Linked DNA regions of Homo sapiens: region 1 is linked to region 2. Evidence: chromatin loops called from intact Hi-C (ENCODE). Cell type or tissue: PC-9. All regions are shown on one strand. Each heading gives the region's core, and the rest is flanking DNA. Links, peaks and the distances in the headings are about the cores only. Region 1 has its middle 36 kb from the start of COPS8. Region 2 overlaps LRRFIP1 (LRR binding FLII interacting protein 1).

Evidence for each region. Peaks named below come from ENCODE experiments on the same cell type or tissue, not always from the same donor. Only the 100,000 strongest peaks of a DNase experiment are listed, where the experiment ranks them.
Region 1: a loop joins it to region 2, with 3 times the contacts of the local background. A loop is called at or near these places in 3 of 110 quality-filtered maps.

What each region holds. Positions count from the first base shown.
Region 1 is chr2:237,119,526-237,124,904 of GRCh38, forward strand. No RefSeq gene overlaps it. Among named protein-coding and RNA genes, the nearest start is that of COPS8, 36 kb to the left of the region's middle. In PC-9, for the core only: CTCF peaks have their summits at 2,857 (motif pointing right) and 3,062; a DNase peak (open chromatin) is centred at 3,006; H3K27ac peaks cover 547 bases.
Region 2 is chr2:237,742,946-237,748,324 of GRCh38, forward strand. All of the region lies in intron 11 of LRRFIP1 (LRR binding FLII interacting protein 1), which reads left to right. Among named protein-coding and RNA genes, the nearest start is that of RBM44, 53 kb to the right of the region's middle. RefSeq lists enhancers at 1,467-1,992, 1,959-2,008. In PC-9, for the core only: CTCF peaks have their summits at 1,334, 2,274 (motif pointing left) and 2,477; a DNase peak (open chromatin) is centred at 1,076; H3K4me3 peaks cover 473 bases; H3K27ac peaks cover 1,589 bases.

The DNA.
Region 1 (5,379 bases), core at 52-5,051, 620 kb before region 2:
GTTATTTTAGGGGCTTGTCACACACTTGTCACTCACCAGTTTAAATGATCAAATCCACATGTATGCTAAATTTAAGCAAAAATTAAAATATACAAAACCTAACAAAATTATCCTGGACATCGACTAAGAATAAAAGCCGGTCACCTGCAGTGTTGGCATAAGGGAATGGCTAGGGGGTGAGCAGTGCCATGGCCCCTCTGCTTGGAGAAGTGCAGTGGCTTTAGCTGCAAGCTCCAGCCCTGGTCCAGCCTGTTAATATCATCAGAGACCGTTAGGTTGGCCCTGCACATTCAAACCATGTGGCCCTGCCTTTGACTGCCGCATAGAATGTGAGAGCACCCAGCTCTCATCAGAAAATTAACCCCAAACACTCTGTATCCAGGTTTTATGAAAGGTTCAGTTGTGAAAAATATTCTCAAAGTGTGCTTCCTGGACCACAAGTTGGGCATCGCCTGGAAGCCCCAGTCCAGACACACTGAATCAAATCTGCATTTAACAAGACCCCAGTGATTCTTGAGCACCCTGATGCTTGGGGCAGCAGCTCTGAGGATTTACAGTCTCTCCATTTCAGCCCTCACTGTGCACTTGCTTGGGGCCTGTGCCTCTGGGGCGACAGTATGAGAAGGAGGCAGAGAAAACGACTCGTGTATTCTACTGAAATATGGAAAGGGCTGTGCCCTGTATCACCAAGTAATGTTTTAAGTGAGAAATTGCTCTCTGATATGGGTGTCAAGAGAGGGCCTTGTGGATACTGTGTATCTTACAATTGGTTACTTCCATCATTTTGCCTTGGCTTGTAGAGAGCTCAAACTGAATACAGAGCCCAGCAGCTGTTCACAGGCACGTGGCATTCATTTTCCTTCTTGTTCAACTTGCCAGCTCCCCTTTCCCTCTACTTACTGCCCACACACCCAGCTCTTGTACTTAATTCTCTTTCTCCTGAATGTTTTTTGGTAACTACCTTCCATATTTTTTGTAAAGCAAGTGGGGAAATATATTAATATATTAATGCCATTAATGAAAACTAATGGTCATCTCTGATGGTGATGATGGTGATGTGTCCTCAAGTGATAAAAGAAGCTTTTGTGAGATTTCTCAAAGAACCACATGCTAAATTGCTCAGCCCCAGCCTTTGGCCTTCACGTCCACCCTGACAGCAGCTGCTGGGAGTCAGGTGTGGATATGCCAGGTGCACCAGTAGGTTGTGGTCATTAGTCCTTTCGTCATCAGAAGGGGAAGAGAGACTCCAACTCGGAGAGCTGGTGATTTTTTGCCTGTGTATGTATTGCTTGAATTAAGTTCTTTATTTTAGTTTAGTACACTGCTGTGTTCTCAATATATGTGACTTCATCCTCGCAAAACTATGGGGCTGGGTGTCTCCATTTTGTAAATGGCGGAAGTGAGGTGTTTGCTTGCCTAGGTTCCCGCAGTGGCATGGTGGATGCATCAAGGCAAAGCCAGTGACCTTAGTGGTCTTAGTTCTCTCACCGACTGACACAGAGGAAAGAAATCAGAGAGCTTCCTTGAGCCTGAGGCCATGGATAATAATGATCACTTAGACATGAAGTTTCAGAAAGAAAACAGAGACATCTTGAAATCCTTAGTGTCAAACGTTCAGATGAAAGGAGCATATTAAATGCCTCAAGAATCCCATTCACTGGGCCCAGTAATTTTTCTCTTAGTCATCTTTCTAAAGAAGTAATCTAGGATGTGACAAAACATTTTGGGAACAGGAATAATCATTACTGTGCTACTTAAAAAATTAAAATAACATTTGTAAAGGAGGCAAAACTCAATGGCTTACAACAAAAAGCTGTATTCTCATGCTCATGGGTGAGCACAAGAGCCACGGCTTGGCTGATGGGGCAGGATATGGATGGCTCAACTTCAGCCTAACCTTCAGGGGGACTTGACTCTGAGCTCTATTCTGGGTTCAGTTTTGCTCCACAGCTGTCTGGCCACATTCTTCTCCCAGTGGATCAGCCATGCACTGGAGGGCAAGCTAAACCTCACAGCCCTGTGCCAATCCTCCCCTCACAAGACTGCTGACATCCCATGCTCTGTGTAAGCACAGGAACAAGGGAAAAACCCACAGGGCAGGGAAGTAGACTCCACTCATAATGGGAGACAGGGGCAAGTATATATTTGATGAGTGATCATAGAAATAACAACTGTGATCTAGATTTGCTTTGCATTGGCACACATTGTTCTTCAGTGGAGTACCATGGAAGGGGCTTATTGGTACAACAGCATGGCACACAATTTTGAAATCAGGCAGCCCTGACTTTGAGTTCTTGCTCTGCTATTAATATTGACTAGCTGTGCTCATATATATGTTCCTTAACTGCCACTAAGTCATAGTTTCCTCAATTGCTAAATTGGGTTGTTGTGAGGATTAAATGAGAAAACAATGTGGAGCTCTTAGCAAAGTGATGGGTTCTTAGGAAGCAGCCAATAAGTAATCATAACAGTTAATATTAGTGGTAGCTATTGGAAAGGTATTTGAGATTCAGGGATGAATGAAAATCACTGTAAATCTAGAACCCTACCCTTATCTAAACTATCAATCTCTTTTTATTGAACAGTTTCAAATTTATTTTTGATAAACAATTTTAATATAGTCAAACATTTATTAGAAGCAGAAAAGTCATTGTAGAGCACTTGAATTATATTTAAAAGTTTAGCGGTCTAAACTAGCAATCTAAGATGATTGTGAAATAAAGGCATTTAAAATCCTCCTACTTGCTTATCGGAACTACCATACCAGTCAGGATAAGCTAAGCCACGCTGCGCTAACAAATGGCCTGCAGATCTTGGTGCTTTACACTACTAGCAAATGTTTCTTTTACGCTTCTGCTGCCTGTCCACTGGGGGTCAGCAGAGGCCGTCTTCTCTGTCAGCATCACTCTAGGATGCCGGCCACCCAGCAGCCTCTCTGTGCCACTCAGCAGAGGGAGAAGAGACCTGGGGAGCCACGTGCTGGCTCTTGTTGCTTCTCTTTGGAAGTGACACCGTCACTTTCACATATGTTTCATCAGCCAGAGAAAGTCAGCTATGGCTGGCTCAATAGAGCCAGTAAGTCTAATCCTCCTGAAGCAGAAGCTCTGCAGAGAGAGGAGCCAAATATACTGAACATAATACAGTAGACAAGAGAATGTGTGTGACTCTGAAACCATTAAGGGAGTAAAAGGAAAAAAGAAGGAAACAAAAAATGTGGAAAAAGAAACATGGCCATTAGAAATCACAACTTAAGGAAGTATCAAGTAATCAAAGCTAATGGCCGCTCAATAAATATAAAGAAACTAAACTCACAAAACAGACTCTCATATTGGATGATAAAACAAAATTCAAATATATATACACTTTACAACAGAAACACATAACATGAAATGACAAGAAAATTTGAACACTGAAAGAAGAAATGTTTACATCCCAGATCAAGAATCAACAAAAAGGAAGTGTTACTGTATTACCAATTAAAATAAGCAACCAGATTTTTCCCAAGAAAATACACACTTCACCTATATTCTCAAAATTGTTGGCAAAAAGTTAATCATAGTTGTGGTAGGCAGAAAAATGATCCCTAAAAGGATGCTGACACCATAATCCCCAGCAAAGAAGCCCACGACATTAGGACTAAATAAAAATGTTAACCAGGAAGACATGAGAATTTAAAATGTGCATTATTATACAGTATGTTATCAAATAAATGAAGGAAAAAACTCACAGAATTACAAAGAGGCACTGACAAATACACAATCATAGTTGAAATACTTGTCTCACATTGATCTAAAGTCAACCTTTTGTGGTGTTAATTCCCCCAGCATCTCTGGACTGTACAGATGTGGGGCCGAGTAAGTCCAAAGGCCTCTTCTGCCTCAGGAGCAACAGGGAAGCCAGGGCAGGTCTGGGCAGTATGAACAGAACATAAGGAAGGTTCCGTGAAGTTGGTCCAAGTTCCTGCAGATAATCCATCTTGGCGGCAAGGACAGATGAGACCAGGAGAATCTGAAATGGGTACAAGAACTGTGTAAATCATGAACGCGCACAGAGAAACAGCAAACTGGGGACAAAGAGAGGGACCCCTGCCAACAGGGACTCTGAGATCTGTGTCTGAGTCCAGTCCCTGAAATCTCTGACCTTGGAACCTATGGTTAACTGAACAGTGGCCCACCAAGATGTCCCCATCCTAATCCTGGAACCTATAACTATGAGACCTTACATGGCAAAACAGACTTTACAGATGTGATTAAGTTAAGGATCTGCCATGGCCTGAATGTGCCCCCTCAACAGTCATATGTTGAAGCTTAATCACCAATGTGGCAACATTAACAGATGGGGTCTTTAGGAGGTGATTAAGTCATGGAGCAGAGCCCCTCATGAATGGGTCTGTGCCCTTACAAAAGTGCCTTTCCATCTCTTCTGCCACTTGAGGACACAGTGTTCGTCCCTCTTTCCCTTCCACCATCTGCCAAGTGAGAATACAGAAGCAAGATGCCATCTTAGAAGCAAAGAGGAAGTTCTTACCAGACACTGAATCTGCCAGCACCTTGATCTTGGACTTCCCAGTCTTCAAAACTGTGAGAAATACATTTCTATTATTTATAAATTACCTAGTTTGTGGCATTTTGTTACAGCAGCACAAATGGACTAGGATAGGGTCTTAAAAAAAGGAAGACCCTGGGCTATCCACATGGGTCATCTGCATAATCACAGAGTTCTTTATGAGAGGTGGCAGGAGGAGATAGAGAGAAATGAGAATGCCACGTGATGATGGGAGCGGAGTAGAGGTCAGAGCAATGCACTTTGAAGACAGAAAAGGGGCCATGGGCCAAGGAATGCAGGCATCCTCTCGAAACCATGCTAGATAAAGAAGCTGATTCTCCGCTGAAGCCTCCAGAAGGAAATGTCCCTGCTGACACCTTGACTTTAGCCCAGTGAGACTCATTTTTGAATTCTGCCCTTTAGAACTTTAAGCAAATAAATGTGATATTGTCAAGCTACTGCATTTGTAGTAGCTGTTACAGCAGCACTGGAAGCTCATGCAGATCCCTTTCTTTGATTCTGGGAGCTACATCTGTGCCCCTCCTTCTTACTTAATAGCAAGTCCGTTCGTTTTTTCTGTGTGTTGTTTGCATTGGAGAGAAGGGAGAAGTCCTGAACTATAATCAGTCTGTACTCTGTAAAGTGACAGAGGCAATGTCCGATGTCTCAGAGCTGCCGCTGAGGGCAGGGCTGCACCACAGGCTGCCCAGGGAGCCAGTGCAGAAAAAGGGCAGCCCTTTGGTTGCCTCCTCTGCATCTCATGGTCTTGCTTCCACTCATGCAGGTGACCCTCACTGGTACATCTGAGAGAAAATGCACTCCCAGGAGCAGCTA
Region 2 (5,379 bases), core at 62-5,061:
AGCTGGGCACATAAACTTCTTGTGCTTCCCCTGGAAAGAGGGGTCATGATACCCTTAAAAAGCAAAAAGAAACCCCCCCAAAAAAACAAAAAAAAAACATATGGTTACTTTATTTCTCCTTGGCTGGGGTTAGCCAGGGATGGGATACAGTTGTTGTAGCGAGAGCTCATGGGAAATGCTCCCAGGCCGGGGACTTCGTCAGGGACACGTATCCAGGGCCAGTATGAGTGAGGACAGAGGACAAGAAAAATATGAAGTCAGGGTCAGCCCTGCAGGCTCTGTAGGGAGTCCCGCCCTGGGTTTGGGAGATACAGGTGCACAGGTGAGTGTGTCACACCCATCAGAGGGGAGGGAGGGAGGGTGGTGCTGTTAAAGGGCAGTAGTAACCAGAATGAAGGAAGTGACTGCTTGTCCCACTTCGAGAAAATGAAAATGCTTCAGTGTCCAGAGACCACCACCAGGGACAAGACTTCAAGTTTTCTCCACCCACTTGGTCCTCCCAGGGTCCTTGGGAAAGCAGAGAGGGCATCAGCCCCATCTCAAGACAGGCATAGAATACTGTTCACCTCATTCTCATCTTCTCCCATGCTGTGGATGAGCTGTGTTTTCTTCCTCTCCAGCACGACCAGGATCTTCTCCTTGAGGAAGTTATTTCACTCATTCATTCAGTGTTTATTGAGCACCTAGAATGTTCCAGAAACAGGGCCGTTGTATGAGCAAATGCAGACTTGCCCCAGCCCTCATGGGACGCACAGACAGGGGCAGACGGATGCTTGTTGGGTGATCACACGTTGTGAAGCCCAGCAGCGGGGGTGTGAGGGGAGGCAAAGGTGCCTCGAGAGAGCTGGGATCCAGAGGTTTGACGGCCAGAGCTTGGGCCACACCCAAGCAGAGTGACTCCACCTAGTGAAGCCAACAGATCTGGGTCATCCAGGCCCCAAAATCTCACTGGGAACCTGGTGAAGCCATCACGTTTCTGAAACATCCATCAGGAATGTCCCAAGGGCAGCCTGGGTCCATATCTTCCCTCGTGTACTCAGAGAAGACAGGAGCAATGAACTCAGATCTCTGCCCATTTGGACTAGAAAAACAACACTATTTTGACTCATGTTTTTTGTTGCACAAAGAGGCAGGGGCAGGGACCAGGTGGAAAAACGGGTCTTGAATTACAAACACCAGAGTTCAAAGATAAGTCATTCAGGCTAAAGTAAATATTATTGGATTTAAAACCAAAAACCGTCACCCTAGTGGTGGACTGTGCTATCATTTAAATGTGAAGGAAAATTACCCTTAAAATGGGTGTTTTCTGAGCAGTGTTTGCTGTTTGTTTGTGTCTCAAGAAGGACCTCGCAAGGATGTTGCTTCGGTGATCCCTTTTTCCATCCAAGTCTGGTGTTGCCTGGCTGGGTGTTGAGGACAGGTTCCTTTTGTACCTGGGCCCTTGAGTAGGGTCTCTCTGGGTACGTGAACAGGTGCCACATATTCTTTCTTTAGGAAAATGGCAGGCAGCTGGAACATGGAAAACTTAGCGTTTTAGCCTCACCAGGCATCGTGTGTACAGGAGCCTAGATAGCAAACTCCTTTAGACACAGTGTTAGAAAGTTGGAATTAATAAAATATTTAATGTGCTCCTTGAAGCATTTGTTTTTGAAAGGAAACTTGACGTAAACTAAACTTCCACAGACGTGTTTTAGAAGTGACTGTTTCCAGTAGATTTTCAATGATGTCTGTATACACTCAGCTGTGGCTGTAAAATACAACACACATACTTTGTAAACCTGTTAGTGTGACGTTTTCACCCTGACCTGAAATGTTTAGTATCACTCAGAATACGAGAGTCATGAAGCTAACAGGCTGCAATGTGTTCGGCGCTGTCGCCCTTCCCGTGCAGGAGGCCACTGTCTGCGGGGTCCGGTGCTTTCCCGTCCTGGGCTAAGGTGGGTGGGCAGAGCAGCCTGGACCGTCTGCAGCCACCATGTCCTCTGGACCCCTCTCTGCACCATGCCCACCTCCTCCAGGCCCCCACACCATGCCATGCAGTGGCCGTGACAGTGTTTAGAATCCTTTCTTGTCTTCCATTTCTTCATCATTTTAGGGAGGAAGTGCTGTGCTTTATGTCAAGATGAAACACAACATCTGATTCCTTACCTGGCTCTGCTAGGGCTTAGGAAAGGGGGCTTGGTTAAGGTGGACTCTGCTGCCTGCGGCTTCTGTCCGGGCCCGGCCCCTGCAGCTGTGACACACTGCCATCTGGTGGACACGAGTGGGGCTGCGTGGCTTTCCACGGGGCTGAATAGCCTTCCTGTGTTTGAGGAAAGCTGACAAATCCTTTTTCATTCGGAAGACACACAAAATGAAATTTACTCTACTATGTAAAATAGAGATAGGTTAGACGTTCATTTGCCATCACCTTTCAACAAGAGCTTAATTTTTAGTTTTTCTCTGCATGGTCTCTACTTAAAAATATGCCCAGATTTTATTTTGAGTCCGTTGTGTTCTTCGGAGCAAGGACTTTTTTAAAATGATAAAAACAGCAAACTATGGTTTTTGGGGTTTTTTCCCTTATTTGATATTTTACAAATTATAAAAACAAATGATGTAGACGGTTACAAGCAAAACCATGCAGAACAAAGATGTGTTAAAGCCCTGCCCCCCCAAAATCAAGGTTTGTGGACCCCGTGTGTTTTCTTTCTCAGCTTTCTTGCAAGAAATACCAGAAAGAAAAAAGGGCTTGGGTGGGCCCTTCTTTTACGGTCTCAGATATCTTTGTAGGTAAACGAATGCATTCCTGGAGCTTCATTTATTTCTCCACAGTATTTATCCATTGCTGACCAGCAGCCAGAAAACATACGTTTTACACCGTGGAGCAAACATGCCACAGGCTTTTCAGTGGTAGTTTGGCAGTCTATTAAACTGGATTTTCATATCCCACCAAGAGTTAAACTAGCCTCTTTATTTTCATCTTATTAATATTTGTTCAGCAAACTAACTTACTCTAAGGAATAAAAGGCTTTGGGCCCAGGAGATTTAATGAATTTATTCTCCAGCACGCTAAGTGCTAGATAGATAGTTCACATTTCCTTGTTCTTTGAAATTTTATTTATTTTATTTTATTTATTTTTTTTTTTTTTGAGACAGAGTTACACTCTGTCGCCCAGGCTGGATTGCAGTGGCATGATCTCAGCTCACTGCAACCTCTACCTCCTGGGTTCAAGAGATTCTCCTGCCTCAACCTCCTGAGTAGCTGGGATTACAGGTGCATGTCACCACACACAGCTAATTTTTGTAATTTTAATAGAGACAGGGTTTCGCCGTGTTGGCCAGGTTGGTCTCGAACTCCTGACCTCAAATGATCTGCCCACCTCGGCCTCCCAAAGTACTGGGATTACAGACAGGAGCTACCGCGCCTGGCCTTGAAATTTTGATTTGAAAAATATTTCAGGAATATTTTTCTTTCCATGTGAAGTTGAGAACCACACTTGAATTGCTCCAATCATCCTCACAACTCAACATGGCTGCAGGGCTTCTGGGGCTCTGCCAAATGAGATGGTGCCCATCTGATCAGAGTCTGCCTTCGTATCTGTCCCATCGGAGTCTGCCTTGGTACTCATCTTATCGGAGTCTGCCTTGGTGCCTCCAAGTACACAGTTAGGCTGATGTGGCATGCACATCCGAAAAAATAACTCTAGATGTGCATTTCGACACATCAGCAAATGCAGATGGTATGGGCTGCAGATGGTATGGGCCACAGCTGGAGAGAGCCGTCTTCACTGCGGTATAGCTGGGCTGCACCCAACGTGAGAATGGACATCAGGGCAGAGAGCCGTAAGCAGCTGGGATTGTGGAAAGCGCCCGTGAACACATGGTCTTGGACAGGGCCTCAGGTGGGTCCTTAGCAGCTGTGGCTAAGTGGGCAGAGGGACCACCCCACCACCACCCTGCCCAAAGGGCTTATTTAGCAAAGAGGGGAGAGAGGCCAGCCTGCCCCTGACTGCATCCCACTGGCCTGAGGGATGTGGCCTCTCTGCCCCCATTTCCACTCCTGCTCTTGGGACACAGGAGACTGGTTAGATGAGAGTAGAAAGTTTATTTTTGAACACCCAGGTGTGGGGTGGCTGGGCGAGACCATCTGATGGCTTTGGGAGCCAGGCCGCAGGGTTTAGCTTGGATCTGTTGAGTAGGAGACCCTTAAACATGGCCACCCTGAGCTAAGAGCTGGTCTTGGATTTTGCTTTCTTTTGGATTAACCGAGTATTTTGTGGGATTCCATTTGATCCCTTAACTGGCTGACCAGCTATAACTCCTGGTTATGTTGTTTTAGTGTTGCTCCAGGTGTCGTTGGAGGAGAAGTTGAAGGTACAAGGAGTTTGCAGGAGGGAAGGTGGCAGTTAATGAGCCTTCCTGGTGGGACCGGATGGTGAGGGCAGGGGCATCTGGCCCAGCGTGGACTCGGGCCATAGATGGGAAGTGGTCATTTGGAGGTCACCATCTCTCTGACACCCTGACCATAGCACCTGCACCCCTGTGCTGAGCTGCAGGTCCCCGGCACCAGCGTCTGTGCAGCTCAGGTGTTGCTGAGCCGTGGCCTCCGCAGCTCTCCATCAGGATTTCTCAAGCTTCATTATGAATTATCTCTGTGTGAGCTCACAACGGTGACTGCAGAGTCCCAGGTCATCTCTCAGATCTTCTGAATCAAACATATGGTCTGCAGTTGCCGCGCATGTCTTTGGCCGATTTTCTGACAATCAAAGTGAAGAAGTTCTGAGCTACGGGAAGTTGGGTTGAAGGCATGATGGGGAAAACATGATTAGTTGACAGCTTTTCCCAGAGAGTTTTTAGACAAACTCAACCTTGGTAACCTTCTCAGTGGGCTTATGATAAGAACCTTCAATGTGCCAAAAAATAAAAAAAGCAGCACTCCAGGTAGTTAATCTTTGTTTAAAAAACCCTTCCCCCCACCCAGTCCTGCAAACAAACAAACAAACAAAAAAAGGAGAAAAAAAGAAACCTGTCTTTTGTTGGATGCTGAGCCGAGAAAGAAGTAACACCACTGCCGGCCTCTGCCTCTTGTCCCGAGACACCCTCATGGTGCAGGGCTCTCTCCAGGGTCCGTTCCTCATGTGCACCCTCTCTTGTAGTTCCACAGCCCGCTGTGGGTCCCACTGAGACTCCTACCTGAGGACAGGAGAAGAGGGTCCTCAGGGACGTCCAAATGAGGACAAGAGAAGAAGGGGCCTCACAGACATCCAAATAGGAGAAGTGTGAAAAGCTAAATTTGGAGTGTCCCATTTTTCTGCTTCTAAATTACAAAGGAAGCAAATGTTTTGTTTTGTTTTGTTTATCATTCATAGCCCCATCTTCATGTTATCCATTTAATGC